2 separate regions of the Mus musculus genome follow, and region 1 is linked to region 2. A link is a loop called in an ENCODE intact Hi-C map of the cell type or tissue named here. Cell type or tissue: heart. All regions are shown on one strand. Each heading gives the region's core, and the rest is flanking DNA. Links, peaks and the distances in the headings are about the cores only. Region 1 overlaps Gm31493. Region 2 overlaps Tnr (tenascin R).

What was found. Peaks named below come from ENCODE experiments on the same cell type or tissue, not always from the same donor. Only the 100,000 strongest peaks of a DNase experiment are listed, where the experiment ranks them.
Region 1: it touches region 2 in a loop (2.8-fold over the local background); 4 of 42 quality-filtered maps call a loop at or near these places.

The regions. Positions count from the first base shown.
Region 1 is chr1:159,996,759-160,012,403 of GRCm38, reverse strand. The region is part of intron 1 of Gm31493; the gene reads left to right. Among named protein-coding and RNA genes, the nearest start is that of Gm31667, 20 kb to the left of the region's middle. In heart, for the core only: no CTCF peak of the experiment used is centred there; a DNase peak (open chromatin) is centred at 6,893.
Region 2 is chr1:159,901,826-159,917,470 of GRCm38, reverse strand. It overlaps Tnr (tenascin R), which reads right to left. Exons shown (of 23, transcript NM_022312.3): 19 at 4,680-4,831; 20 at 2,839-2,935. Among named protein-coding and RNA genes, the nearest start is that of Gm31667, 120 kb to the left of the region's middle. In heart, for the core only: a CTCF peak has its summit at 6,285 (motif pointing left); no DNase peak of the experiment used is centred there.

The DNA.
Region 1 (15,645 bases), core at 5,565-8,064, 95 kb before region 2:
TAATGTTTACTGCTACCAACAGAAATAATTTAGAAATTTAGCAAATAGAAGAAAGCTCATTTTATTTATATGTTTACTGGAACCTTTCAACAGCCTGCCTCTCTTTAGTTATCAAAGCTCAATTATGATGACTTGAAACCCATCCTTTGTCTTCAGTTATTCCAATCCAGTCCTTTGGCATAGCCTGCTTGAAGCTATTCAGCTTTTTGCATCTGTAGGTTTATGTCTCTTTCCAAACTTAGGGTGCTGCCAGTCAGTATGTATAGATTTTGTTTGCGTACTTCCTTAGGTTCATCATTCTTCTCCTTCTTTATTCCACTGATCAAAATACTAGACCTTAGCTGGGTATAGTGGCATGCTTTTAAGTTGGAGGCTGGCAGATCTCTGTGAGTTTAAGGCCAGCCTGATTCACATAGTGAATTCCAGGCCATCCGAGGCTACAAAGTGAGATCTTTCTCAAAGAAACAAATAAGAAAAATTGACATCTTTTGTTTTGGTCTCACAGGTCTCTACACAATTACTTTCCCTCCCTAGTTAATTTTTTTTCCTGTGGCACAGTTTGGGTAATTTCTGTTGTTCCATCTCCTGCTATAATGTTTGTTCATTTATTGAACATTTAATTTGAGTTATTGTGGTTTTCCCAAACATTTATTTATTCATGTTGTTTGAGAGGGAGGGGCACACAAGCCACAGGAGTTAGTTGGTTCTCTCCTTTGAGCATGAGGATTCTGGAAATTGAACCTCGGTCATCAGGTTCAACGAAGACATCTCTCTGGTTCCTTTTTCTTTTGAGACCTATGATTTTTTGATTATTCTTTTTCAATCTTTTATTCCTTTACAGGTACTTTCAGTATTTTTGTTTGTTCCACGTGTGCTTGTAGTTGCCCCTGGGCACTATGATCATTGCCGCTTTAAAATCCTTGTCAGGCCATTGTGATATCTCTTTCATCTCAGCGTGAGCTTCTATTGATTGCCATTTTCTCGTTCAGTAGGAGATCTCCTTGGTTGTAGGATGACTGATTTTTCTATCAAAACCTGAACATTTTCATGGCTTGTTTGTTTTTGTTTCTGCCATTTGAACACTTTGTTTGCTTCTCTTGGTATGGTAGCAATGATGAAGAGACATTTCATTCCTGCCAGGAGGAGGTGAGACCCAGGTACTTCTCTAAGATATCTAAGAGAGCTGCTCCTCTTCACTGACAGGTTGACGTGGAGTTTAGCTTCCTCATATGGTTTCCATTGATTTTGCAGGAAGAGAGGCCTTGTTATAGCTCGGGGATGGTCAAGGTCCAGACCTCTGCTGGCCTCTATTGTTGCTATCTCAGAGCCTATGGAGGAGGCCTTTAGTTTTTGCTGCATGGAGGTAGAAGTCTAGGGTCTCAGACTAGTACCTATAAACATCATGACCAGAAGGCATAGGAAATTTATTACTGGCCAGCTAGGTTAAAAGTTCCAGGCTCCCTGTTTAACCTTCTCTGATACTCCTCCATGGATGTGCTGGGTACCTTGTTACATTTGCTCAAGTACGGGGAGCCTGGCTCACACTTGGCTTTTGCTGCCCATGAATGGAAGTGAGGTCAGCTTGGTTTGGTGGGAACAGAGTGATGATCATGTAAGGTTTCCGAATTGCTAAGAGGGTCCACTGTTGGGGTTTGGCTAGAGAGAGAGAAATGTTGGTTGAGGGTGCTTTGGTCTGAGACTGTTATACGCCTCGTTGCTGGTGTCTTCAGCTCCAAGTGTGAGACCCATGAATGAAGCAAAATGAAACCCCAGGGCAGCGGTTCTCACCCTTCCTGATGCTATGACCCTTTAATTCAGTTCTTCATGTCTCCTGTTGTGCTGAGCCCCGACCATAGAATTATTTTTGTTACTACTTCATAACTCCAACAACTCTGCTTTCTTCTCTTTACTCTTCAGTGTTTAATATTCATTTATGTATAATTCTCAAGGTCTTTAAGTTGCACTCATTGGGTAGATAAGTATATCTCCATCACCCTGGAAGGAGAAGAATCGAATGTAAAGCACGCTACCATTAAGCTAAAGCCTAGCCTTTACCTGCAAGCATTTAACATAAAATTCTCTAGTTAAATGTCAACTAAATTTTTTGGAAACTTAATTAACATATTTAAGCATTTTGATAAAAATAAAATGATCTTTAGTTGCAGCACTCAGTATTGAAAATGACTATCTCAGTTTACTCAGATACAAACGCAAGGGTAATAAGAACTGTTTAATGTTACAAAATATTTTTCAACTGTTACCTGGATCTTTTGCAAATGTTAGGATAACTGTGACTATTTCTGGAACCCTGTGTTAGAATAGAAAGAGAAGAATATAGACACCTGGCACTTCCTGGGAAACAGTAATCTAGCATGCAAAAACTATCGCATTTACACAGTAAGGAAGGGTTGGATGGATTGATTTGTCTCTGGACAGCCAAGCACTTCCACTGGGCATCTTTTCCCCATGGCTTAATGTCAGCGGGTCAGAACCTTCAAACCTTCATGACATTCGAATTTAGCTGCCTTCTGTTTCAAAGATATGGGCAAAAGATGTAAAGTGTTTCTCCAGAGAGTGTGGAGGGGAATTAGACACAGGAGTGGGTTGTCAGTCCAGAGCACAGTCCTGGGTGGCAGAGGTGTTCACACCATCTTCAAAAAAGAAACATATAAGACCTTCTAATGGATAGGTCCAGGGCAGGGTCCCTCTTGTATGGAACCTCACCGCTGGGTTGTTTTCTATGGTGTTAGTTATTCAGCATATTTTTAAAGATCTTTCTCATTTCTTTTCCTGTAATCTGCTATAAAACCATTAACAATGTAAGTGAGGCAAAACTAAATATTTCCACAATCAATTGAGAATTAATAGGAGGTAAACACAGCCCAGGAGATACTGAGAAGTCTTTCTGTACAATTTATGATATGCTTTGAGTGGCTTTGAACAGCTGTGCACATCTGGGTCTTTGTGTAGAGACAATATGTGGGCAGAAGGGTATTTTTCTTGGTGAAAGTAGACTTTTTTTTTCTCACGGTCAATTTCATTTTTCTAACTAGAGTCAAATGCTTGATATGATAATTAAAAATACATCAAGTCATCCAGAGCGGTGCAGTTTTGTGTTTGGTTAGATGGCAGGATAATTGCCGACCCTTATCTTCAATTTTCAGACTTAAATCTCTTTCCCATTTAGTTTTAATTGGCTCCAGGCTTCCATCCATACTTAACTCCGAGTTCATTTGTCGCAATTGTTTTATGTGAACTAAATCCTTTTCCAGTGGATTCAGTACATCTAGGTATCTGACTCATCTTTGTTGTGTGGCTAATATTTTAAAAGTATGAAGCCAGGCTCTTGAGAATGGGAGGCATAAAAGTCTGTTGTCTGTTACTGCAAATGATCTCCTAGGCATCAACTTATTGAATCACATTTGAAAACCTCCCCTCTCTCTGAAAAGAAAAGATTTTATAGTTTTATTTTCTGTGCTCTTAAAACTCCAGTTGACTTTTCACAACTCTCATAGCATGTATTTTTGAACATTTAGGTCTTTTCACAATGATTTCTTCAATTTCCCAAGCTGCTGATTACTTGATGCGGCTTAAGGCTAGCTTGCCACCTTGGGCAGTGATGTTGATCCAGAACTCAGCATGATCCTGATCATTAGCTACCAAACAGTGATTAAAACATTTTCAGAGGTGGGCATGGAGGGGTTGGGAGGAAGTTAGAGATGTCTATAAAAGTTATGTATGAGCTTTTTTAGAAAAACACACAAAGATGCAGATAGTTTGGAGAAATTGGCAGATAGCTTGCAGTGGTGTGTAGTTTCTTTATTCCTTCCACCCAGGCTAAAACTACCTGAGTTAGACAACTTGGTGGCAGAGGCCTTATAATGTGGTCACAGTCTGAATTACCTACAAAATGATAGTGATACCACCACTGCTTTACAGCAAAGGTCCAGATATGGCAGTTTGTGTGTTAACTAAGGATATAAATGAAGGTTTACAGCCCAAAGGACTGCAAGACAGACCATGAGACAAATGAGTAAGTGACCTTAGAAAGAGAAACCAAAGTTTCTTCCTCTGTGTTCTGATGAGTTAGAATTAACGCGTCTGCCTTTGAAAGCTCAAGCCAAAGGATCGTGGTCCCACTGAACACCCAGCTATGCAAAGCAGGAGAGAAGGGCAAATGCTGTGAGAGAAGAGTGCAGAGAATCCCTGAGGGAGAGTGGGAGAGAGAAGCCTTGCTGTTGTACATGAAGGCCTGGCCAGTGAGAAATCCCCAGAGAATGTTTAGAAATGGGACGGCTAGTATCAGATGTTAGGTTGTCTGCTGTTGGTGGGAGATTGTAACCCATCCTTCATGACCTAAAAACCATCAATAAAAATTCTGCTAACGTGCCATGCCTGTAGAAATGATTGCTTTTAGGGGAAGAAGATAGGGCTAGGCGAAGAAGGTGCGAAATTATGGAGAGCAGAGAATAAGAATTCGGCAAGGGCAGGAAATTGGAGCCAGAGGTGAGAAAAGAATACCGGTTCCCTAGCAATTTTCAGAAATCTCAGGGCAGGTATTTGAATTTTTTTTCCTGAGGTCATAAAAATGGAGGTTTGTGCTAAACAGAAATATATTTCAAGGAATATAATGATCTCTGCTGATCCCTGAGCAACTCCGTTCTGAAGCATTTGACTTTCTAGAGCGGGTTTTTTTTTTTTTTACTCTGTCCCCATTGTTTGTTCTCCTTTGACTCTGGGCACAAAGGCACTGTGACCTTCAGAGATGGATCGTGCTGACCTTCTCTTAGTCTTCTGAGACAGTGACTGCCCAAGGAGAGGGAGACCTGGGAGCTTGCTTGAAATAAAGGTGGGGAAGGAAGGAGTTAACGCAGCACTAAGAGTAACATGGAGTAAAATAAAAATTTTGGTCAGTTGAAAAGTGTTTATGAAACTTCACTGAGTCTCCTACTTGGTCACATGTAGTACCTAGGAATAACAATACTGCTTTTATCTGGCAGACAAGAGCCTATCACAGGATGTTCGGGTGGGGAGTGGGGTGTTCAGCGAGAGATGGGAGAAAGGACTAAAGAAGGGGTACTAAGTTATAGTCAGATGGGAATGGAGAGTCCTTGTGTGCTGTTGAGGACCAGGTGGGTATAGATGGCAGCAATGCACTCTACATTTCAAAAAGCTTGAGGAGAGTGTTGGAGATAGGTATCTATTCATAAGCTGCTTTGAACATCATGCAAACAGGAGGCATGCGTGCAACCAGATAACCCACGGAAACTCCCTGACACATATAATATTTGTTTGTATGTCTCATGTAAAGATAAATTTAAAAGTCATTTGAGATTCAGACAGGAACATCAGTGAGTTTGAAACCAGCGTGGGCTATGTTGTGAGACTCTTGTCTCGAAAGCTAATTAATTAAAACTGTGAGGCTCTGATTTTCAGAGAACGTGAAACATGTTCTTGCCCAGCAATGTGATTGGGCAGAGGAGGGACAGGAGTGAGGCAGGGGTGGGGCAGGGAAATGGCACTATGTTAGTTCCTTCCTTTCACCTGGTGGCTAGCTAGGTTTGGCCCTGGGATTTAGTGTGTAGAGTTACACTGTTTCAATTGAGAATAGACTGCACAGCGGAGCACCCCTGCCTGCTAAGTATACCTTATGTGTGTTTTGACACTGCGCAGATATTCCTTCCTGAGGAACTCTTTGGTGCTTGTTAAAGGGACTCTATGGGAGGCTAGACAGAGAAGACTAATGCAGAGCCACAACGGGAGGAGTCCTGGAGGTAGAGCCTATAGATAAATACACTCATTTCCAGCTTAATTTGACCATATAGACCAACATTCCCAAACTCTTTCTCTAAGAATTTGATATGCAGTGGACTCTGGAGGTATGTGGTGTCTCCCTGCAGGGTGGGAGAAGATGGAGCTTTACCTGATGACCATGCCAAGTCTTATATTTCATTGGTGGTGTCTCTAGGGCTGCGTGGTTCTGTGGGAGTTTAGGAGAGGGGAAACAGAATCTGAAGGTGATGACTGTGTGTTGGGGCATCCTAATGAGAGCCTTTCACCCCTAGTGATTCATCTACCAAGCATTTATAGGGTGTAGGTAATATGCTAAGTACTGTGAACACAGAGATGAAAGTATGCAGACCCTGAAGGGATGGTGCTCACCACAGTTCTGTTCTGAATGTTGGTGGATTACACACACTGCGGTGGCTTTTGATGTTCACATGACTTGGTTCCATGACCTCTTCAGTTCATCAGCTACTTTGTCCTGTGCTCCTCTGTGCCGCAGACACGCTGGCCTCTTTGCTGTCATCAGAACACACCATCATGTGCTCCCTTCAGGGATTTTGGCAAAAAATGGTCTTCCTCATGACTTTCATTTACTCAAACATTACTTCATTCTGTTCTCTCTATTGACGGTGCAACTGGCTCTCTTCCAGTATGCCCACTCTTCCATCTTTCACTCTATTTTTGATACTATCTTTGTTATTACCTGATAGAATCTAAGGTCCAAGAGCACGAGAAACATTTCAAGCACACACCGGAGCATAACTGACAATAGCACTGAATAAGGGACTTGACCAAAGTCATCGCACACAGCTCTACATTTCTACAACAGGCCTTTGTCAGGCTTTGCTTGAGCTGAAATATTCCACCCTGCCTTGAGCATCATCCTTAGCCTTGTATCAGGAAGCCCTGTCAGGTGCTCCAAGTGACCCTACTGCATGAAGACCTTCCTTCCTGTGCTGCTGCTGGAAGACCAAAGCAGCCAAGAAGGAGAGGGGACATGTGACTTTGGTGGCAGATGTTTCAGGAGCACGATTTTCCTAGCTTTGTCAGAACTGAGCAAGGGGAAGTTCTTCAGAGGAGCCTGTCTTTTGTTTGGGATCCTGTTTGTAGTTTTCTAAATATGGCCTGAGTTCCACCCATGCATTTAGTTCTCCTGCTCCTTCTTGGCTTCTAGACACATGTGGCCACCATCTGGTCTCCCTGTCTTAATGGCTCAGGAATTCCGCCTCTTCCCAGGGTATCTCTGAAAGTCCCGATGAGTAAATATCTTTGCGTTCCACATCTTCAGGCCTTCCCCTGTCAGGTTTGATTGTTTTGCTGGTCAGCCATCTCTGGCCTTGTTCTAATAATTTCTCTAGAATTTCCATGGAGAAACCATGGTCTGGATTCCCCCAAACAGCTATTTCAGGGCCATATACATGTGATATATTTCACTGAGAACCTGGTCTGACCACAGGAAAATTAAAAAAGAAAAAGAGAGGAGTTTAGTACTTTATTCCATCATCAGGGTCTGTTGGTCATGCTTCTTCATGGGTGGGCACTATCTTTAGTTGGTCATCTCTCTTCTGAGGCCCAGCCTGATCCATCACTCCAGGACTGGATTATCTGACCTATGTTCTTCTCATATCTCATCATTATCAGAATGGATCTTGTTTTATTATTTTATCATCAATTTTGATGTAGTTACAGGAGTCCATGCCTCCAACACGACTGTGCTTCAATTGCTCTGATATAACAAAAGTTGGAACCATGTCTGTCTGGTGAACATCATATAGCTCTAGAGCCTTCAATACTATTGTTGGCACATAACTGTTTACTAGTAGACACTGCAGAATGAGTGGATAGCTCAGACTCCATCTAAAGGACCTGGTTTTCTATATTTTATGGGTTTTAAGAATCTAAGTCATGTATGATGGTGCATCTCTTTAATTCTAGCACCCAGAAGATAGAAGCAGGTGGATCTCTGTAAGTTTGGGGTCAGCCTGGTCTACATAGTAAATTCTAGGATATCCAGGGCTAGATAGAGAGACTCTGTCTACAGAAAAAAGCAAAACAATAATGACAGCAACAATAACAACAACAATAACCACACAGAAAAAACAACAATGACAATAACAACAAAATAGGAATCAATTCAAAATAAAACCACAAAAATATGTATTTTAAAGAACATTTCTCAATGTGGCAACTAATTTAAAATTTTTAAGATGTTGTATTGTTATATATAGCATATCGTTAGGATTATGGGTGCTCACCTTCCAGCCTGGGCTCATCACTGGAGGCCCATCTCAGATACTATGCTAAGCATCCTGGGGGTGGAAAGAAAGATGGTAAGACCTTTGAGGGGAAACTGATGCAACAGGAGGGAGGAGAGCTACCTTTTACTCACTCCCCCAAAGAGCTTCTCTCCTTGATAATGTCTTGGGAGACTCACCAAGATTTTAGGAGAGGATAGGGCACTGAGGAAGACAGAGCCCTAAGATCCAGAGAACTGGGGCTCTCATCCCCCTGTAATGTAGCAAGTTGTTTCAGAAAGGTTAGAATCAAGTGGACCTGTGGAGGGAAAGCAGTGCAGAAAGCAGGTACAAGCAGGAGGAAGCCCTGGCAGAAGCAACTCCAGAGCCCTACGGAAAGGTGTGCAGTGGTGACTGGAGAGAGGGAACCCATGGTCAGATTATAAAAAAATGTGTATAAAGGTGTATTGAATTGTACTGCTTTTTAAGAGTTTGCAACCATGGCACTTGGCACTTACAGCCTACTATCCGGATAAAGCTAAGGTGTCAGAGGACTCCGTGGGTCTGATGAGGGATTATCAGTGCCAACCTGATAGCCCCTCCACTGTGACCTCAATACTAACAATGCTTGAAGGGGGGTTCCTGATATCTGGGCCACAGCACTTGACCCTTTTTTGTACTCTGTGAGCCCATTTCTCAGTCTTCCTCTTTTCTTGTACTCCCTAGGGAGAAGGAAACCAGTTGGTTCAAGCTAGTAGACAGTTGGGCCTTTCATGAAGAGGATGTCTCACAGATGGCAGCCATGAGTTATATGCAGATTGATGCTGCTATCTAGGAGCAGTTTCTGGAGAACCAGTTGCAAATGTACCAGCCTTCTCCCTCGCTCTCCAGTCTTCTGGTCATAACCATAGAAATTCTAACTACTTGTGCATGGGATTGCTCTGTGATGGAATAGTGTCCATTTTCCCAAAGGAGGTGAGTGCATGCATGTGTACGCATGCACACACACACACACACACACACACACACACACACACAGAGGCAGTCTTTTTCTGTTTGTGTGTCTCTGTCTGTCTGTCTGTCTGTCTGTCTGTCTCTCTCTCTCTCTCTCTCTCTCTCACACACACACACACACACACACACACACACACACACTAAAAACATAAAGTTCCCACCATTGTCTTGGAACTAGCAAAACATAAGGCACATTGTTTGCTTGAGCCACGGAGGAAAAATAATGCTACCTCTTGATCGTCCCTTCTTCCACATTTCAAAAACCCTCCTCACTGCACATCCACTTCTTGGAATCACAGAGTGAGATGGGGTAGGAAGGAAGGTGCTCCAAGGTCTATTTGGAAATGGGTTGATAAGGAAACAGGCCTGAGACTGTGAGGCCCTCTTTGTTCCAAAATTCTGTATAGCTTTCTCATGAAGACTTGAGACCTGATCATGCCAATCATTGTTTGCAAGCTAAGGTGTGCTACAATTTGGACACTTCTGGGCACCTTCTGCAAGTTGGTCCCATGAGCTAAACAGGGACTAGGAGCCCTAGAAGACACCTCCTAAGGGAGCGGGAAGCAAATACTATCATCTTGGTCTAGGAACCAGGCCAAGACTTTGGAGTGAAAGAGTACTAGCCCAGTGTCTGTAATATAGGTTTGCCCTTATCCTGGCCTGGTGCCCCAGGAGAGGAGAAACATCAGAAAATGCATGTAAACACTACAGGACATAAGGTATGTGACAGTCTAGGAACACCTCATAATACCATGTAGGGAAGGAGCCATTCTCCATATTTTGTCACAGATACCTAAGTGCCTCATTGGGGTGGTGGTGAATGGCACTGGGAAGAGCAAGTGGTGCTGATTCTGGTGTTGGGGAGCACATATCAGACAACCCCTGTGGACTCGAATTGCTCTACTTGGTGGATTTTGGTCAGCTGGGCTTCTGGGCCCCTCCCACCACATGCTTTATATCAGCTACAGTGGTCTCACTTCTCCTTTGTATGCTGGGATCGACTTTATAGGATTGTCTAAACATGTTGTTATTTGCTCCTCATAACCTCTCACAAACTAGAAACAAGCACAGCGATGCTTTTCAGCACCAAGAGGGATTAGACTTGCCGACTTCAAGGCCACTTCAGCTCTGTCATCCAGGTTTTGGGACTTAAAGGTCCACTGTGGGCCATTAGTTGGATATGCTTCTGAAACTGGGAAGTCAAGATGCATATGTGGCCAGGGGCTTTTCCCTACCAATGGTCCTGAATAGGAAACAGGGCAGTAAATATGGAGAAGAAAATCACCTTTGTTATTTTGTGGTACAAAGTCAGAGACACAGCTTATAGTGTGAGATAAATGGCCCTATTTTATGAGCACAGAATTGGGTAAGCCTGCCAGCCTACTTCGAGATGGCATGGCTGAAAATTTCTCCAAATAAAACTTAGAATATAAAAATGCAAGAGAAAAAAAGCAAAGAGAAGAAGCAAAACCTGGGTGACTGTCAGCAGCCAGGACTGGGAGACTGTTAGCAGCCAGGAGAGGTTTCAGGGGGCAGTCTTTTGTTTCTGAAACAAAAAGCTTGAGACAGGCTAATTTTTACTTTATTTTACTTTTTAAAAAAGGAGACTTAGTTGGCTCAGAATTTGTGGGTTGAAATTCCAAAAGGCAAGGGCTCCCTTTTAGCCAAATCTCCCCATGGTGGACTGGAGTAGGGCTGGGGGGGGGGGGTGGGGGTGGGGAGGGATGGATGTCTGCAAGTGAGAACTTACATCATGCTGTGAACAGGAAGTCAGAGAAAGACTCACATCTCTCTCAGTTAATTTTTCATGGCTGGGATGAACCACAACAACCAAGGTAAATTATGAGAGATATAATTTAATTTGAGGGCTCACAGTTCCAGGGGTCACAGTCCGTGACCATCATGGCAAGGAGCATGGCAGCAGGCAGGCAGGCATGTTGGTGGTGTGGTAGCTGAGATCTATGTCTCATCCTCAAGGCCAAAGCAGAGAGCGGGGAGGAGAGTAGGGAGAGGGAGAGCAAGCAACAACTTGGAATGCCTTGGGCTGTTGAAACTTCAAAGCCCACTCCAAGTGTCCCCTCCAATAAGATCATATCACCTAATTCTTCCCAAACCATTCTACCAACTGCAGAACAAGCATTCAAACATTCGAGACTTTGGAGCCCTTCTCCTTCAAACCTCTAAGGTCTCATAATTCCTTTTGAGGGCATGCGCTTAGTGACCCTAAGACCTAACTCATCAGACATATTTCTTAGAGACTCTTCACCTCAGCAATGCTACACTGAGGACTAGATCTGTAACAGTCACTCATACTCGTGGGCATCCAAGAGCTACATAAGGTGTGTGGAAGCTCCCCCAGGCCACAGATTTACCTTCCAGAGCTCCAGTTGTCAACAGCCAACTGATACATGAAAATGTTCAATGAAAAATTCCTGAGATAAGCAACTCATCAGTTATAAATAACTTATATTTCCACATAGTTCTCTGCTTCATTAAGTTATTGTTGTTACCCTCTTACTGTGACTGATTTGTTAATGTAACTTTATTGTGGATATTTATGAATATGAGAAACAGTATATGTAGGCTTCAGTACTGTAGCAGTTTCAGGCATCACTGGGGGTGGGGCTAGGAACCTATTCCCTGTAGATGTGGGGGAATGTTGTATAAGAATATGTATGTATGTGTGGAGGGAGGAAGGGAGGGAGGGAGGGAGGGAGGGAGAGACAGAGAGAGACAGAGAGAGACACAGAGAGAGTCTCTGTGTGTGTGTTGAATGCATGTGTGTAGTGAGTGTGTGTGTGTGGTGAGTGTGTGTGAGTGTGTGTGAGTTTTTATGTGTGTGAGTGTGGTGTGTGTGTGCTGAAACCAAGACAAATCCGGTATCTGATATTGTTTTTGATTAGTAGCAAACATGTATCCACCACCATGTGCAACAACCTGTGTGGCGGAGTATGCGCAGAAAATAAAGTACTGCACTTGTTTTCTGCTAGCTCAACCATAGTGTGATGAGTGAACTCAAGAAGATGTAAGCACGGCGCTTCCAGTGTTTGCAGAAGGCTGCTCCTTGAGGTTCGGTTTAAATATATTTGAGTGAATAGAATTTTGACAAAGCAGAGATTAAGAAAAAGATATTCTAAGCTTCATTATATTTGAGATAAGTTGATAAGTCTAGCCTTCCTTCCTAATGTTCTCTCTCCTTCCCCTTGACCCATCCCTCCCTTTTCTCTTTGTGTGTGTGTGTGTGTGTGTGTGTGTGAGAGAGAGAGAGAGAGAGAGAGAGAGAGAGAGAAAGAGAGAGAGAGAGTGTGTGTGTGTTTGGGATAGCAGATGCCTGTAGGTGCTTTCTGGGGGGCTTGGAGGAAATAAAGAAAAAAAGGAGACAGATCAATTGAGCAAGATAGATTATGATTACCTTGGGAGAGGCATCCAGTGCCAGGCTATGGCATTAGGACTTCACACAGAAGATAATGGTGGATGTCTGACTGCTTTTAAAGAAGGGAGGGGAAGCTTGGAGTTTGAAGAATCCTCTGGCAATGCATGAAGAATAGACTGGAAGGTAGTCAGAGACTTGTGAAAGAGTCTTGGTTATTGCTGGATGAGGACTGAACCGTTGCAGAGGAGTTGGAAATGAATGTGAGAGGATTCACTTAGGAGAGGCAGAACCTGATTCCAGGTAGCAGAAGTCATTTTGGCTGGGAAAGGAGAAGTGGATTATGCCTTTACTCCCACTCCTCGATGGCAATCGTAACTTCTCTGCTGTGTCAGATGCTCATCTATCTTTGGCTCACCTACTCATTTGTTGAAAGCTGGGAGTCAAAGCTTTCATTTCTATGAGCTGGAAGATTCAGCCCTGCCATGTGAGGATGGTACTTAAAGGTCTGTGACAAAGAAGTGATCCCTAGAGTGTAGGCTGTGTTATGCCAACTGCAGGAGAGAGGGACTGTCCCTTGCTGTGTGATTCTGCCTGGTATAGAATTGAAACTGCAAAGAACACGTGTGAGGCTAGAGAACCCATGTGGGAACCTCAGCTAAGAGCAAGGAAAGGGTGAGCGCCATCAGTGCCAGCTACTTGCAAAGGGAACTCTGTGTAGTCTTGAGGTTGGGGAGGACAGGGGAGATCCTGCACAGCTGAGGAGACATGAAGTTAAGGATTCACGGTGAAGGTAGTTCAGACTTTATCTGCTGCCTAGCCCAAGATTCCTGTCTCTTACTGCTATCACAGGAGTCACAGGAGTATTTATGAAGATTTTATCATGGGATGTAGGTTTCTAAGACTACCAACAGGGTCACTTGTTATAGTGATGAGTATGATATATATATATATATATATATATATATATATATATATATATATTACCTCTTCCCTTTTGAAAAGGGAACTCCCTGTAAAAACTATAGAGTATTTAAAAATCCATACAATATGGATAGATAAATAAAAACAGTAAAACAGTTATCCTACCAGTAAAAGCAGGATATTTTTGTGATTGGAAGGCATACTGTTCTTTGCATGTATGTGTAAGGTGTACACATGAAAGTTCCACTCTAGACCCCATACCATCCCTTGTCAAATGCCAAACACATGGTGCTTTGTATTTCATCAGGTCATTATGATTCCTGTTTGTATTAATTTGTAGATGTTCAGAATTTTTCCCAAGGCCTACATCTTCCACCAGATCAGGACCAATAGGGAGTCAGACCTATCTCTAACATAACGAGTAACAAAAGTCCAAAGGGAGGCCTATCTATCTCTATAGCAGATGACAGGAAGGGTCTGTACAATCTGGGTACTTGTTTCTCTGGTGGCCACATGGTGTCACTTTTCAGGTCTAGACTGTCTTCACTTCCCTTAAAAACCAGCAGGCTTGGGCTCCAACAGAACAGACCTCTCTCTTCACATGCTCACTCTCAAGCTTTGTTTCCAAGACACTGTTGCAGTCCTTGTGGCACACTGTGAGGCCATTGCTGCTTCATCCATGAGGTGTCTCATGGTCTAGCTGTGTACATCTCAGGCTCCAGTGAAGACCCAAGTGACTCTGGAATATTCTATGGCAACAGAGTATGATCTTTTATTTCCTGTGCTTTTTCATTTTATCAACTCCTGTAACATTAAGGGACTGCACCTTTGATTATGTCTGAGAGCTGTTTCCAGAGAAGATTTAACAGAGGGAGGAAAACCTGTCCTTCAAGTGGGTGGTGCCAATCTCCTATGCTGGAATCCTAGTCTTGATGTTGTGGCCGGGCTGTGACAGATGAATACCCACATTATTCTTCTTTGATTATTGATCCATCAAGATGTAAGTGAGTAAGTCCCTGCTGCCACTGACAAGAGCTGGCCCCAATGGCATACCTATCCCACCAATATGAACTGTATCTTTCCTTCCTTTCATTTTTTTTGGGAAGGTCATTGGTCACAGCATCAAGAAAAGTAATTAATATGTCTTAGTTACTTTTTGATTGCTGTGACAAAACGCCACACCAAGGCAACTGTACTGTCTGGTTTTGTGTGTCAACTTAACACAAGAGAAAGGAGCCTCCCTTGAGGAAATGCCTCCATGAAATCCAGCTGTAAGGCATTTTCTTAATTAGTGATCAGGGCTGGTAGGGCCCACTGTGGGTGGTACCATCTCTGGGCTGGCTACCATCTCCTGGGTTCTATATGAAAGCAAGCTGAGAAAGGCAGGGAAGCAAGTCAGTAGGTAACATCCCTCCATGGCCTCTGCATCTGTTCCTGCTTCCTGACCTTCTTGAGTTCCAGTCCTTACATTCTTTGTTGATGAATAGCAATGTGGAAGTGTAAACTGAATAAATCATCTCCTCCCCAACTTCCTTCTTCCTCACGATGTTTGCACAAGAATAGAAACTCTGACTAAGACTAATTGGTACCAGCCTAGTGGGGTATTCCTATGACAACCTGACCATGTTTGGGGAGGACTATCTAAAGGACTTTGGAACTTTGTGCAAGAAGAGCCATTCGGAGTTAAGAGCTCTGGGGGATGTTCTGTAGATGCTTGGAAGATAATGTTGAGAACAGTGCAAATGATGGAGGCCTGGCTTGTGAAATTTCAGAGGGAAGAATAAAGACTAATCAGGGCAATTGCTATTTTGATTGAGAAGATTCTGTGGTTTTGGTTAGCTGGGGCTGAAGAATCAGCTGTGATTAACAAGATACCAGAACTACTAAAGTGAAACCTTTGCATTACTGGGACTATTGATGTCAGCTAGCTGGAACTAAGAAATTAGCGGTGATTAAGAAGAGACCAGCATCATTGAAGTGAAATCTGGGAAGTATTTTCTGAGAGCACAAAGAAGCTGTGTTCCAGAGAAAATCAAGTTTGTACCTTGTGCTGCGTGTGGACTTGGTAATGTGTAAGAGTCACCCAGGTGGTACTGGTTTGAAGGCATGAAGGGGTCATGCAGAGCAGCTGAGGCTCAGTACTGTGAGAGGTCATGGAAGGCCATTGGTGAAGGTGCAGCCTCAGTTGCAGTTGATGGCCCAGTACTAAAGGGGTCATGCAAAGTATTTGAAGCCTGGCACTATAAAGAGAGGATATTGGTAAAGCCTAGTTGCAGGGGAAGACTCCAGTGTACTATAGATGCCATTACTATGGGA
Region 2 (15,645 bases), core at 5,224-7,723:
CCCTTAGCTGGAGAACCCAACCCCTGCGAAAAATGTTGTGAGTCACTCACTACAACCTCTTGGATGGTTCATTTCCCCAACCAAATGAGAGTCACTCCTTCCTTCTCGTGCCTCAGAGTAGACGCTGGTCAATGACTGAAGAGGAGGCAAAGAAGTCTAGCCTCCTTGCCTAAATGGAGGCAACTCAGAGGAGCAATTCATGCTCCAGAGCATCTCTTGGACTCAGTCTAAAGGGAGTCTTCCATCAGCAATCAGTATTATGATTTTCCTGGATCTTTCTATTCTCTTCTCAGATAATTTAACCCAACAACTCACTTGAATAAGAATTCACCCCAGTAAATAACTTGAAGGAGAACCCCCATTTTAGGATTTGGTCCTAGATAACCCAATTTAGATCATAAGCTGTGGGGTGGCAGGGTTATATAGGCCATAGATCATTGCTGCCTAACTGAACACATTTTCTTCCATCTCTGACTCGCACTGTCCATCTGCTGGGAGAAGTTTCCTTCCTATCCCAGTTTGCATGTGTCAGAAGCATTCCTGATTTCTCTTCCTCTTCCTCTTCCTCTTCCTCTTCCTCTTCCTCTTCCTCTTCCTCTTCCTCTGCCTCTGCCTCTGCCTCTGCCTCTGCCTCTGTCTCTCTGTCTCTCTGTCTCTGTCTCTCTCTCTGTCTCTCTCTCTCTCTCTCTCTCTGTCTCTCTCTCTCTCTCTCTCTCTCTCTCTCTCTTCCCTCTTCTTTTCCCTTCTCCAGATCTTTCAGTGTCTTAGCTCTCAGCTCTTTTCTTTCTCTGTCAGCAGTTCATCAGTTAGTCTGGGTTATTTACCAGTGCAAAAGGGTATGGTGTTATGGGACACATAGGAGCAAGGCACTAAATAACCTGGAACAAATAGAGATGTCCCCATTCTATTTCAGTTTTCCTTAAAAGATGAAAGTGAATCTATAACCCTGACCCTAATCTTAACTCCCATCTTGGTTTTATTCTAGGATTTCATGGCTGGTTGAACACAGAGCACGTTCTGATCCTCATTCTCAAGGGCAGCGTCAGCAGCAGCAGCAGACTTGGTGCTCCTGGATGTAACTGTCACTTAATCATATTAATATTGCCTTTTTCTTTTTCGTTTTCATTTTTAAATGATACTTTTACGTTTGAGGCATCCTTTTATCTATGGCACACAGCAACTAGCTTTCCATTTTGACAATGGATAAAGCTTCTTGAAAACATATATTTAATTAAATAGAAAGTGATTTATAGAACATTTAAGTGCCAAATGGTTCACATGTCTCACAAAAAAAAAATGACAGAAACTGTGGATTTGATACACAGCAGCTTACGTTTTTGTAGATGCAAGTCTTGACTACTCACGTCTACATTGATTCATAGGTATTACTGACTCCCAAGATGTTTGAAAATGTTTTAAATTGAAGCACATTTGGCTGCTTGTTTAAATTTCCTCCCAATGTGTTTATATGGTTCTTAACATACATGTTTATTTCTTATATTGGCAAACATAGGTTTGAGTAGCTAACATGTATTTAATAAATTCTTATCATTGATTGATATAGAAAGTCCTAGGTAGTGATATTTAAAGATGAATGATGAGATTCTAGCCCCCAAGAAACGTACAATAGAGACTAGACAGATAAAGTCAAATAGATGCCATGATTCAGGCCATATCAGAGAACATGAGCAATTATCCCCACAGGCAATGGATGAAAAAAAAAAAAGAGTCTGTATGGCTTCTATGAAGGAAGAGGTTCTTCACTGGGCCTTTGGATATAAGGTAAACACCAAGGTGGGAACAGTTGGCTAAAGGAGTGTTTATTGCAGAGGAAATGTCAGTGCTTGTGCAGGTTTGAAAATGGATGACCTGGCAGTGGGATGCAGGACAGTAAGGTGCTTGGCGGTAGAGAGAAGGATGCAGGAGGAGAGGAGGAAGCCTGCTAAGGAGCTTGGCTTCTACCGGGCAGTGACGGAGTCATTCCAAGCCGTCACCAAGTGGGGCTACCCTTCACTCAGATTTGGAGTATGAGGGAGATCCTTCTATTGGCCATGTAGACAATGGGGTGGTCTTGGAGGCAGGGTCCCAAGTGGAAGGCTGTTACTTTGCTGCCCAAGGTAAGGCAGGTATCAAAGCTTGAACATGAATGTGGTAGGGGTGGGCCAGCAACAAGTGCAAGCATCTCACACTATCATTTATTTGTTTCCCTTTCTGCCTCCCTTTATCAACCATTAGGAAAATCTTACAGAGAAATGGAGGCATTCATACACTGACTGCTTTATGATCTAGCATCAGCTCCACCAGTCTGACTTTGGTGTGTTTATCTTCCTATGCCCATGGAAACCTCCATCTAAACTCCCTGCTGTGTCAGACCTCTAGGAAATCACCTCTAATGCCATTCTCATTCCTCCCCTTTCTCTCCCAAGTCAGATAATAGCACTCTCCCAGGAACCCAGCAGCTTCTCATTTCTCTCTTGACCTGCAGGCTGGCTAGCTGGTTGCCTAGCTTCCTAGAGGGGCAAGCCTGCTCATTGCTTCCTGTGCCCTGTTCCCTACCAGGCAGATCCCTGCCTTTGTACTTGCCTCATGTCAAGATCCATCAGCATAAAAGACTATTAATGAGGATGGGAAGAGACAGAGCAAAGAGGAAAATACCACAGTCAGATAAAAACAGATCAATAGTGGAGCCAAACAGAGCAAGAGGCACAAAAGCAATTCACAAGCTGTCAACTTCTCAATGGACTCAGACTTCTGACAATCCCAGATGGACACAGAAAGGAGAGAGATGGATAGAAGCCCAGGGCAAACTGTCCAGGGAAAATACAAAGTGAATGCTACCTAGCCAAAACTCATCCTCCAGATTCCCAAAGCCAACACGATAATCTGCCCATTTCCGGAAAAAATCAGTTTGTCCATTTTGCCGCCTCTGGAATACCTGTGAAGAGAAAGAGAAAAAGAGAGAGGATATGGTCTAAAAAAGCAAGAATTAATAATTAATATATGAATATGTCTGGGTTCTGCATCAGCTAGGATCAGAAGCATTTAAGAAGTCAGTTTCACGTTTTGGTGGCAGATTTTGCAGGGCATGCTCAGAACCCTTCTTTCTGAAGGGCTGATGCATCTGACAAATAGACTAGGGGTGTGATATCGACACTAATTTGCACTCCTGCAATATAGAAAAGATTCAGGATACATATCAAGCTCCCAATAGTCAGGGGAAATGGGCCTGATTCTCAAATTAATCTTTTTGCACTGCAGAGAGTAGTTGGAAGCATTTCTCACCGAAGGACTGGGACCAACTTCAAATCATCTACTCACTGTCATCATCTTATTGCAGGCAAAGCAATTGCATATCATTCACTTTCCAAGCTGTTTAAGTGCTAATTTCATTTAACCTCCAATACATCAGCCTTGGCTTCAATTTCCAATTATGCTTTAAGAAGGAGGCACAAATATGTCAGAAACATAAAAGAAAATGTCTCCGGAGAGGATTACGAGTGCAGTCACCATTTAACTCTAGAAAACCTTCCCATTTTGGAACCTGAAAGCTCTGGTGCTGTATCTGAGCAGTGCTAGGAGGGTGGGCAGGGCGGAGTTTCATTCACACTGATTCAACCCCTGTTGCTTGGTTTAGAGCCAGCTTCAGGAAGTTGCTTATGGGCATAGTGGTTAGCATCTCCAGGCTGCTTATTTCTTCTGCTCTGTGTAAGCTAGCTATCATGTATGAGAGGAGGTGGTATCAGCAAGTAGTGTCTCTCTCCCTACCACTGTTACCTCCTGAAGGCTATGACAGTTCTAGGGAAGAACTAGGGGGAGGTCTAAAACAGAATGTAACACAAGTAGCTCTCATAACTAGAGGCCCACCCACATTCTACCCCATAACTAATCTACTATATGTGACTCTCCAAGACAAGGCTACTAACTGCCTCACTCTGGGAAGCTAATGTGCTTCTGTAGAGTGGCCTCCTCCTCTCCTCTTTACTTTAGCTACAGCCCCTGGTAAGCAGGATCCATGTGCCTCACTCCTTCCTTTCCGCAGCACACCTTGCATCCTGTCTGTTTGCAGGAGCTCAAAGCGAGCCAGTCTCATCTTACAGCTAGGCCGTTACATCTTTCATATGAGTCCTGGTTAGTTTTTAATTGTTAATTTAACCCAACACAGAGTCACCTTGGAAGAGGAAACCTCAACTGAAGAATTGCCTCCAATAGATTGGCCTGTGGCCATGTCTACGAAGAATTGTCTTAACTGAAGTGGGAGAGTGGGGTTCAGTGAGTATAGCATCATCCCAAGCGAGGTGGGCCTGGTCTATATAAGAAAAGTAGCTGAGCATAAGCCAATGAGTGAGCCAGTACCCTTCTTTCACGCTCACAGCCCTAGTTTCTGAGTTCTAGCTGTGACATTCCTCCGTGATGTACTATGAAGTATAAGCCAACAAACACTTTTCTCCTCTATGTCCCATTTGGTCATGGTGTTTATCCTAGCAACAGAATGAAACAGTTATTCCTTTCTCTGTTTGTGAGTGGCCTACTGAATGAGGGTCTTGAAGGCAGTGACAAGACAAATCCAAATGAAGTGGTTAGATAAGGGAACATCTGGAAGGATGGCGACATGGTAAACTCCAGGTCCCCAGCCAGGTATACTAGAAGCCTGAAGACATCCGCCTGCAGCTTATACTTACAATCCAGCCGCCCCCATCTGTGGTCATGTCACAGTACACTTGCAGCTTGTGGCTTAGCTCCCCATTGAGGAAGATGGTGTAAACGCCACTCAGAGTGTCTCCATTCATCAAATGCTGGGCACAGTCTTGAGGATGAGAGAACACCCGGCCCCCTGCAGAAGAAAAGCAATAGAAAGTTTTACATTTACTTATTAGGTGCATGTGTGTACTGTGTGCCTGCATTCAGGACCACAGTGTACATTTGGAGTCAGAGGACAACTCAAGGGAGCCAGTTGTTTCTTTCCACCATTGGGTCCTGGGGATGGAACTCAGATTGCTAAGCTTGGGCAGCAAATACCTTGTACCTGCTGGCTAACTCATCAGCCCCAAAGCAATTTTTAGAAATGGTTCTTTTTTTTCTTTTATTGGATATTTGCTTTATTTACATTTCAAATGTTATCCCCTTTCCCGGTTTCCCCTCCAGAAATTCCCTATACCATTCCCCCTGCTTCTATAAGGGTGCTCCCCCACCCTTGTATTCCCCTACACTGGGGCACCAAGTCGTCACAGGACCAAGAACCTCTCCTTCCACCCCTGCCCAACAAGGCCATCCTCTGCTACATAAGTGTCCAGAGCCATGGGTCACTCCATGTGTACTCTTTGGTTGGTAGTTTAGTCCTTGGGAGCTCTGGATGGGGGTGGAGGGCTTGGAGGGGGGAGGATGGTCAGATTGGTTGATATTGTTCTTCCTATGGGATTGCAAACCCCTTCCCCATTATGCACAGGAACCCTTGCATCAGAGGAGGTTTTAAAGAGTCCTGTGGTTGGTCCTTCATCATGAGATGTAAAAAGTTCTAAGTGAATTCAGACTGTGTGGGTGTGAAATCTGAACTCATGTTGGACTTATGGCCTCTGAGGACCAAAGGTGTAGATTCTCTGATTACCAAGATGCTTGAGTATAAGCTAAAGGCCTTGAACATCCAGTCTCAGCAGTAAAATGGGGGTCACAAGGACTTCCCCCTTGGCCTTGGTGATTGTTTAAGAGATGGGCCAGTGAAGCACTGTAGGGACCTATTCAAAGGTAAGAAGGCATCTGAAGAAAGCCTCTGTCATCCACATGGCAGCCATGAAGGGATGCTCACACACGCTCAGCATTACCACAGCGATGAATGTCTGGTCCCTGTACAAAGCAATCTCTTGATTGTACTAAACAATCAAATGGCCATGTTTTACAGTTCAGTTTTAATTCAAGGACAGGGCAGGGGAAATAAATTGCAGCTCATCTTTCAGAAGGAACAGCCCAATCTGTAAAACAATACCTAATTAGCTGTAAGAGAAGCTTCAATCCTGAAGTGCTTTGCTCCGAGATAAGTTTTGTGCTTATCAGGCAAACTGAGAGCAGTCTACTGGAGGGACTTTGCTGAGAGGGGAAATTAAAGGCACAGCCTGCCATGAGAGGCATGGTGGCTGGAGTGCTCTGTAAATGTGGGTTTCTGGGTCAATGAAGAATATGGTCAGACAACACAGTACGATACAGTACCGTGTTTCTGTGTATAAGTGAGGTAGACATGAAGGGAGGAGGGTGAGGCAAACCGCAGGTGTTAGCTACTACAGCGCCTCCTGGTGGTTTTACTCCTATACTATATGTGACACTCAGCCCCTTGGAAAGGCCAGGCAGTGAACCATTTAGATATAGCATGTCACATAAAAAAGATGACACATGAACTTTCCTGAGAGTCCCCATCACAGGTTGTCTGTAAAGCATTCTGTTCTAGGAAGAAGCAACCGAAGTTTTGTAGTCTCCATGTAAGCCCTTACTCCTATGTCCTACCCCCTACCTGCCACCTGACCCAGAGACAGATTAACTCTTAGTTCTATGTTCCAGATTGCTGCCACAGGTCTGTCAAAAATAGCTTGAGGGAACAATACACTTCAAGTACAGTCACCCAAGAATTGGTAATATGCTTCTATAAAACTTATATTTCACAAGATGTGTTGTTGTTTCTATTTCATTCTTGTGAGAGACGTTAGAGGAAGGCAGGACAGTGGAGAGCTGAGACTTATGTTAACAGACAAGGAAACTGCTCAGAAAGATTCCCTGACTGGCTTTTTCAGATAACTTGTATTCAAGTTTGCAGAGCTTAGTCAAGCGTATATTCTATTAGAACAATAAATACAGCCAGGGATGGAGAGATGACCCAGTGCTTAACATTTGCTGCTCTTTCAGAGGACCCAAGTTTTCCCACATCAGATTACTCATAACCACTCCAGAGGATCTGACATCCTCTTCTGGTCTTTCTGGGCACTTACAGACATGAGGTGCATACACATAGACATAAACACAAATAAAATGTGAAATAAATCTTTAAAAAGCACCTTCAAATGTGTTCTAGTTTCTTTAAGGTTTTCATCTTTCCAATGAGTGACTGAGTTTTTATTTAACATAAGCATATAATACTCCAAGAACTAAAGTTACCCCAGAAAGCATTATGTTCAAATTAAGTGTTTTCCCATCAAAAGTGACTTTTGTAGTAGCTTTATTAAAGCTATTGAATTGTATCTCCAGCATGTCCTAGACATCATGAAAGCTCACGTCTCACCTGTCCCTGAGGTTTCCATTCATTTCAGAGAACAGACATGAATGACTGTCTCCTCTCTGTGTTGCTTTGGGAACACTGGCCTTATTTCTGGTCATCTAGGCTATTATTGACCCTGGTCTCCGGAGCAACCAATGTGCCTACTTGCCTTTCCCTCTCTCACTGTCTGTGGTCTTCCTTTTAGATCAGCATATAATGTGCTTGGCATCCAGCCTATTGCTTCCTTGTTCACTGTTTCTCCCAAAGGAAGAGATCATCATTAAACCAGCCCATTTTCTTGGGGAGACAGAAATCTGCATGTCTCAGTTGTCCATGGATTCCCCCACAAAAAAACTTTTCTCAAAACTCACCACAGTAACATCACTCAAATACGTATATAAAACCAAATCCATTTTGAGAATAGAGAAGTAAACAATTTTATATAAACCCCTTCTTCGTTGATAACTACTAGAATGTATGTTATAGATACTTGAAGGGGGTTCAGATCCACTCTTAGTTTTTCTAAAGTTAGACATAATGTAAGCACATATAATATATTGAGATGACTTGTTCTGAGGAAGAGGAATTTTAAGTATCTAAGATGCTGTCATAAAAGAGGCATTCACTCATCTTTAAAGCTGGGAGATAAGAATAAGATCAACTGAAGAGATAAGTGTCTAAGGAGTGTCAAAGATGGATGGGATAAAGGTCTCAGATGAAGGTTGGGAGAGGGAGGACCATATGCCCTGCTTTCTGGGCTCCTATAGTTAGCTGGAAGGTGGAAGCACTATCCAAGTGTGTGGGAGGTTGATGCATGGTTGCTGGGCGCACTTGCCTTACCCTTGACAAATTACAAGGCCATCTGGTTGTTAATAGATTCAATTTACTGTAATTTAGTCTATGGCATTAGTGGAAAGGCAATCACGAAGCACTTTGCTTCTGCAGACTATCAGAAGCAGCAACCTGGGATTTTTCATTCCCTGGGAACTTGGAGAAGATTCCACATGAAGCTTCTTGCCATCTTGCGCCAGCCTCGAAAGCATCCCAAGTTTGTCTCAGAGTCACTAGTCCTCCATTAACACACTTGTCCCTTTAATGTGATGAGAGAAAGCAAAGGCTTGCTGAGGGCTCTCAAGTTACGGATTTCCTTATCCTTCAGATTCCTGTGCTCCATCCCAGGTCTACCAAGTCGAGCAGGGAGACAGTCTCAGGACTCAGTATCTGACTAAAGAGCTTCATTCACATAGAGCTGTTTTCAGTTTGCATTTTTCTCTTCTCGGAAGCCAAGAGTTAGAAATGGTAAATGAGATGGTGACCTGAGGCCTCTTGGCCAGCTCTCCCTGCTTAGATCCACATGACTGGGCGAATAACAGAATTAATTTTTCTCCTCTCCTTCTTAAACACACACACATACACACACACATACACTTTCCTGTTCTCTCTCTCTCTCTCTCTCTCTCTCTCTCTCTCTCTCTCTCTCTCTCTCTCTCTCTCCCTCTCTCTCTCTCCCTCTCATAATCTTTTGTCTCTAAGAAGAACATCCTGAGCACCCCATCTTTCTGTTTGGGGTGGGATGGAAAGAAGAGGGGATATTTGGCCTTGAGCTTAAGCCTTGTATTCTAGTCTTTGCGATTTCACCCTACTGCTTTGGTGGTATTGGACTTTGACTCAGCTAAAAATCATAAAAACACATTCATGTTCCAATTGATCTGGAATTCATATGTTTTAGAAGACTACCAGGGCCGATCCTTAGCTCTCTGGATGCCATTTAATCTAATCAGGTATCTACCTTTAACCCTGATCATTCTAATAATTATTTTAGACCAAGCACATACCTAGAAGGCTCTCTCTCCTTCCTCCTGGTGCAGTAACTGGAGCCTGGGTGGATAGGGTAGCCTTTTTTTTTTTTTTTTTTTTTTTTTTTTAAGCACGGGCTATGGCTATTACCAAGTTAGAAGGAAAACAAAGCCAAATGATTGCCACAGTGAAGTGTCTTATGGTTAAGTATTTCTAGATGTAACTGTGAGATCCACAGGCCCAGGGCATTCACCAGAAGAATTGCTCAGAAATTGGTTTGTATTGGGCATCAAAGGCTGCCTGCTGAGTGGTGAGTGGCTATCTTCATGATGACACACAGGGCAATCAGATGGCTCTGTGCCAGTGGGGAGTGGGAGACGCTTCTCTGTCCATTCCCAGCCCTCTTTTGTTTTGTGTCCTTGGGTCCAGCCTTTAAAATGATCAGATTTAATAGCTCTAGAGAGCCTCTGCCCACTGTCCACTCTGATGGACTCAGCATCAGGGCTGAAGCTGTGACGTCAGCATGCCCCTCAGCGAACAGCCACAGCAGTTTTCTCAGTAAATGCAGAATAAAGTATTGTTTTTCTCCACAGAATTAATTTTAACTATGTTAAAATTAATGGCTCGTATTTGCAAAGTAGCTGATAAGATTTTGGGGTGCAGACAGAGGCTGTGGATAGAGCCTAGCCCATAGGAGCTTAATCCATCACTTCAATTTTCTCAGATAATCTTCAAATTTACTAGCTTGTTGTCTTGTTACTCACTTAAAAGACATATAGGAAAATGTCCCTTGATTTCTAAATGCCAGGCTAAGAGATGGGAAAACATAGAAGGAGAAAAGACGTCTTACAAGTGGCTCATGGTCTTATGGGAAAACAAATATGACTTCAAGCTCTGAGACCAAGATGGGAGGTTAGAAGGGCATCAAAGTGGGTGTGAAGGGCAGTGAACATGGGAGCTGCTGAAGAGGGGCTGAGAGGTGGGGTTCTAGAACGGAGTAGAATTTGACAAGTGCTGATCAGCAAGCTTTCTTACTTTAGGAACTGACAGAGATCAGCCACATACCGGTAGAGGACGGTATTGCCGGCATGTGGAGAAGCACAGACCAATTGGAAAACTGAAGATTTACCTAACTAATTAGCACTGTGTTGGATGGATGTGATAACAGTGACTGAATCATGCTGCGTACGAAGAGGGACCTTCTTCTGAAGCCAGTAGATACCCTTCTCTATCTTTGTATATGTAGCATTACTTAAATTTTCCCTTTGGAGATGGGAATGTGTGGGGTTTTTTTTTTGTTTGTTTGTTTTTGGTTTTTTGTTTTTTATTTTTGGTTTTTCGAGACAGGGTTTCTCTGTGTAGCCCTGGTTGTCCTGGAACTCACTTTGTAGACCAGGCTGGCCTTGAACTCAGAAATCCACCTGCCTCTGCCTCCCGAGTGCTGGGATCAAAGGCATGTGCCACCACACCCGGTGGGACTGTGTTTTTCTGTGCCTCCACTCCTTGAGTAAAAATTTATACAGGGCTGGAGAGATGGTTCAGTGGTTAAGAGCACTGACTCTTCTTCCAGAGGTTTTGAGTTCAATTCCCAGCAACCACATGGTGGCTTACAGCCACCTGTAATGAGATCTGATCTCTCTTCTGGTGTTTGAAAACAGCTACAGTGTGCTCATATAAATCAATAAATCTTAAAAAAACAAAATTATACAGTCTCAACCTCTCCAGTGAGAGGCAGCCATTGTTGAACTATTTCAATTATATCATGTAAGCCAGCAAAAGAAATCTTTTATTATTAAAATTCACAGGGATATGCATCTGACTTGTTTCTTACCACTATCCTTAGCATTTAGAACGGAGCCTGACACGAAATAGGTGCCCCATCAATATTTATTAGATGTTTAGTGTCACATGAGTGATAGTATCCATCCCCTATGATAATAACAGAGAACACAAAATTAGATTCTCTGAGACATGTGCAATGACACAATTTAAAATGGGCCAAATAAAATCCTGTGACTAGTGACATGTGAGATTTTTCTGTAGCATTTATAAGATCATCTTTCAGGGATGCTTCCCAACCTTCCTGATGCTTTGACCCTTTAGTACAGTGTGTCATATTGTAGGGACCCCTAACCATAAAGTGATTTCCATTGCTACTTCCTGACTGTGATTTTGCCTGTTAGGATTTGTAATGTAAATGTTTGATATGCAGGATATCTGATATATGACCGCAAAGGGGTTACAACTCATAGATTGAGAACCAATTAGTATAATCTACAGTAAATAGTTATACTGTTCAAGAGGATTCACTACTCTCAAAAAAGGGTGGCCATGTATCTGTGCCCTGTTCACTAGTGTGACTACTCTATAAATACGTTCAGTGACTTAAAGAAGAGGACCATTCCTTGAATACCACCATTTCCTAGATGTCCCCCAAACTAAAATAATATAATGTGTAGAGTATGATAGCTATTTTTTTCAAAGTTTATTTTGTAGTTAAAAATCCCACATTAACAAGAGTCTCCGGGCTCAGATGTCTTCGCTAGTGAGAACAGATTGAGAGCTTGAAGGTGAACTCTCATTAGTTTTATACAATGTCTTTCAAGAAACAGAAGCGGCAAAAGGAAATAAAGTTTTCAATTTGCTCAGTGAGGCCAGAGTTATTCTTATTGAAATAAACAGCTAGACAAAACAGTATTAAAGGGATAGCCCAGGCTGGATGAGGGTTTTGAAGTCTACTCTTTCTCCCTATGTTGGTACAGAGAACTCATTGCCTGGCCCCTTTCATCTGCATTTGGTCTTTCTCGACCACATACACTACCAGAAGGAGAGCCTGTCAACCTGAAGAGAGAATGGGCTTAAAGGATGGAGTATCTATCCATGCCCCAAGGAATAAAGCTACTCTGAAACAAAGAACACAGTTGATGTGTCATTGATTATCTAGTACAGTTTATTAGAATAGCATCTTAATTAGATATGCTAACTTGACTTACAGAGGTAAGGAAAAATATCAGTACCACGTGAAAAAATAAGAAACTAAAACCCAGCAGAAATATATTAAGCCCAGATAAAAGGGTTTAAAGTAACAATGAAATAGATAAGATAAATAAAGGTTTTAGACTCAGGTAAAATATGAATTGAAGTATCTGACTGAGTCCACCTTTTAGACGCTAAGAGGGAAGAGTAAAGAGAGAGACCACTAAGAGGTTTGGAGAACAATGCACACATTCTACCATCTAGTTAATAGAAGTCCTGAAAAGAAAAAATATTACAAATAGGAGGAAACACTTAAGTGAATAATAAAGACAAATGTGTACAAAAGCCAGATAAAATGTGGCAGTTTAAAAGCATCATTAAATGTCAAACTGGAGAGAAAAAGATACATAAACTCTTAGAATGAACTGTGAGACTATCAAAAAGAAATAAAAATATGGGGCTGGGGACATGGCTCAGTGGGCAAAGTGCCGCTATACAATCATGAGGACCTTGTAACCATGTCTTCCTATGTCTGTGATTTCCTGCACTGAAGAGACAAGAGCGTGGCAGGTCCCTCCCAGGAGCTCACTGGCCAGCCCTTCCAGCCAAACTGGTGAGCTCTTCAGTGAGAGACTCTGTCTCAAACAATAAGATGGAAAAGTAATCAAGGAAGATACCCGGTGTTGACTTCTGGCCTCAACAGGCATATATGTGCATGTACACCTGCATGCACACAAGTACAAATTCCCCACCACACACACACACATACACACATGCATATGCACATGTGTGTGTTCTAGAAGACTCCAGATAGAAAAGTTTAGTCACCTACAGGACAAAATCTAACTGATATTAGACTCTGTGAAGGCAATACTGCACCCAGAAAGTCAATAGGAGCTAGGTGTGGAGGCACATGCCTTTAGTCTCAGCATTTAGGAGGCAGAGGCAGGTAGATTTCTGTGAATTTGAGACTCGCAGCCAGGATTATATAGTGACTTCCAGGATAGTCAGGCTACATAGTGAGTTCCTGTCTTAGGAAAAAACTTAAATCAAAAACAGTAGTAAGACTGAAAGCTGGACAATTTTTTATTTCTCATGAAGTTGGTGAAACATGAAGATATAAACAAAGAAATGCATGGGCCAATTTTCTTTATGATCATACATGTAAACTGTGTAAACAGTTAACTAAATCTGAATGTATTAAAAACTCATATTTGGGGGAAAATTTTAAATTAATAGTAAATAGTGATAGTAAAGATATGTATTTTAAAAAACTACTGGTATGTGTCATGGAGTATAAAAACCACGACTTATTAAACTACCATTTGGTAAAATTCATTGCAAAATGTCCTAACTCGAAATAGAGGAAAATTCTATAACTTAATGAGTGTTTCATACCACAGATCTAAGCAAGTGCTATTCTTGCTTATATATGGCTCCTCCAATTACATATTTTCTTTATTTTAGAAAACAATTGCAGGGTTAAAGAGATGCAGTGAATAGGAGTTAGTGAGGATTATACATCTGAAGTTTTAATTGTGTTCTCTTCAAGACTGTGAACAAGTCAAAATTAACTAGCCTCGGAGTCATTGATAACTTTGGAGATTCCAGTTAATGTGAAGGACAGAAGTGAAATCATTATTCATAAATGATACAAAACACAGAAAACATTTGAGTGTGTGTATTCGTGTTCATGCTTGGGTATGTGGACGCCAGAAGTCAGTGTCTTTTGTGACAGGGTCTTTTACTGAACCCAGAACTCCTCTGTTCAGCTAGACTGGCTGCCTGGGCAAAGCCCTGAGGTCCTCCTCCTCTGCCCGCCTAGTGATGACATACAGCTCCTACCTCCCACCAATGGCATGGGTGCTCAGGATTAGAACTTGGGTTCTAATAAGTGCACAGCAGGCAATACTTTTACTACCTCTACCTCCCCAGCTCCATATTTACGTAAAATATTAATAGAAACAATAGATAATTACAATTAGGGAGAAAGTCAGCAGGATTTCTGGATACTGGATCAATATGTAAAATCAATAGTATTTTTCTGCATCAGCAATAATCAACTAGAAAATATTTTTCTAATTAGATACAAGTCACAAACCAATAAAAAATAATAAAGCTTCCAGAAATCAGCCAAGAGCACAGGAATGCTGTGGGGAAAATTTAACATTGTGAGGAACATAAAGATTATGTAGATAAATAAAGATCCAGTCTATGCGTTTTAGAAGGGATAACTTGCTATCATATGGCTGTCAGTTCTTCTCAAATTAACTTACAAGTAAGTACATTTCAATTCTACTGTAAATTTCACTTGGAGGACTTCATACCTAAGTGGGATAATGCACATGACATGACACCCACGGAAAATTAAGTGCCATCAAATAGCTAAGTGAACCTCGAGAATGGGAGCCAAGGAAGCTTGCCTTACCATGTGTCAACGTGTTAAGATTAACTCTAGATATAAACACAAAATTTTTAGGCTTTGATTTTTAAAAAAACACAGATGAACAGAGCATGGCATAAAATAGATAATTCAGAGTTCAGAGGCAGATTATATGCATGTGTGAATGTAATATACAGGAAAGCATTCAAATCAATGAACTTACTTAGTGGATGATGCTGGTAAAACTGGCTCACTCTATAAAGAAAAATGAAACCGTATCCCAGGTGAATGCCACATATGAAATGAACAAAGCATGACAATAGATCACAAAGAGGACAGAAGAATATTGAAGAAAATCTTTGGAGCTATTGGTAAGAAAAGCCTTTGTACTAAGGATGTTAGAGGTTCAAGTAATGCTGGATAATACTGTGGGGAACCCTGATGGGAAAATAAGCAAATGATACGAACAGGTAATTTACCACCAAAGGAAATCAAATGTCTGACAAACGGGGAGAGAGGTTTAAATTCAAACGTACTGTTAACATGATTCATCAAAAGTAACGAGACATCGACTATACTTATCAGACTGCTAAAAATTTCAATGCTGGACCAGGCTGGACTGTGTCAAGTTGTTAGGAATGGTGTGTCCAGAAAACAAGAGCATCCCTGTGTGTCCAACCTGTAAGTACTTAAAACTGTACAAGCACATACCACACATTTCAATTCCTCTTTGGGTATACAACCTTCGCACACCTCACTGGTTCACAGATGAATACTCTGAAGGCACATAGTGCAAGCACTGTGTGGGACTGTGAAAGGCTGCAGACAATCTGAGAGAGTGGAGAGCCAAAGGTGACGGATGGGCACACGTCAAGTAATATTTCACAGTAATTTGAAGTGAAGGACACATGAATGTAAAAGTGCCCAAACAGAAAATAATGTCCGATGAGTTATATAATCCAAAACACGTTAGACACATTTAGATCATTGGTAATCACAAACAGTTCTATAAGAGTATGCTTTGCAAAGGCAGGAACAAGAGGCTTCCAGATGGACATGTTTGGATGGTTGTATGTCAAAGACAGAAAAAGGGCCAGGGCAAAAGGAAATAACTGAGGGAATATGGAGAGGGACCTTGGAGGCTGATACTGAGAACACACAATAAAGGCGGGGGGGGGGGGGGGCTGTTTCACTAATCCAAACCTTTGATCTGACATTTAGATGTTAATTTGCTTGGCTTGGGATGGGATATTCG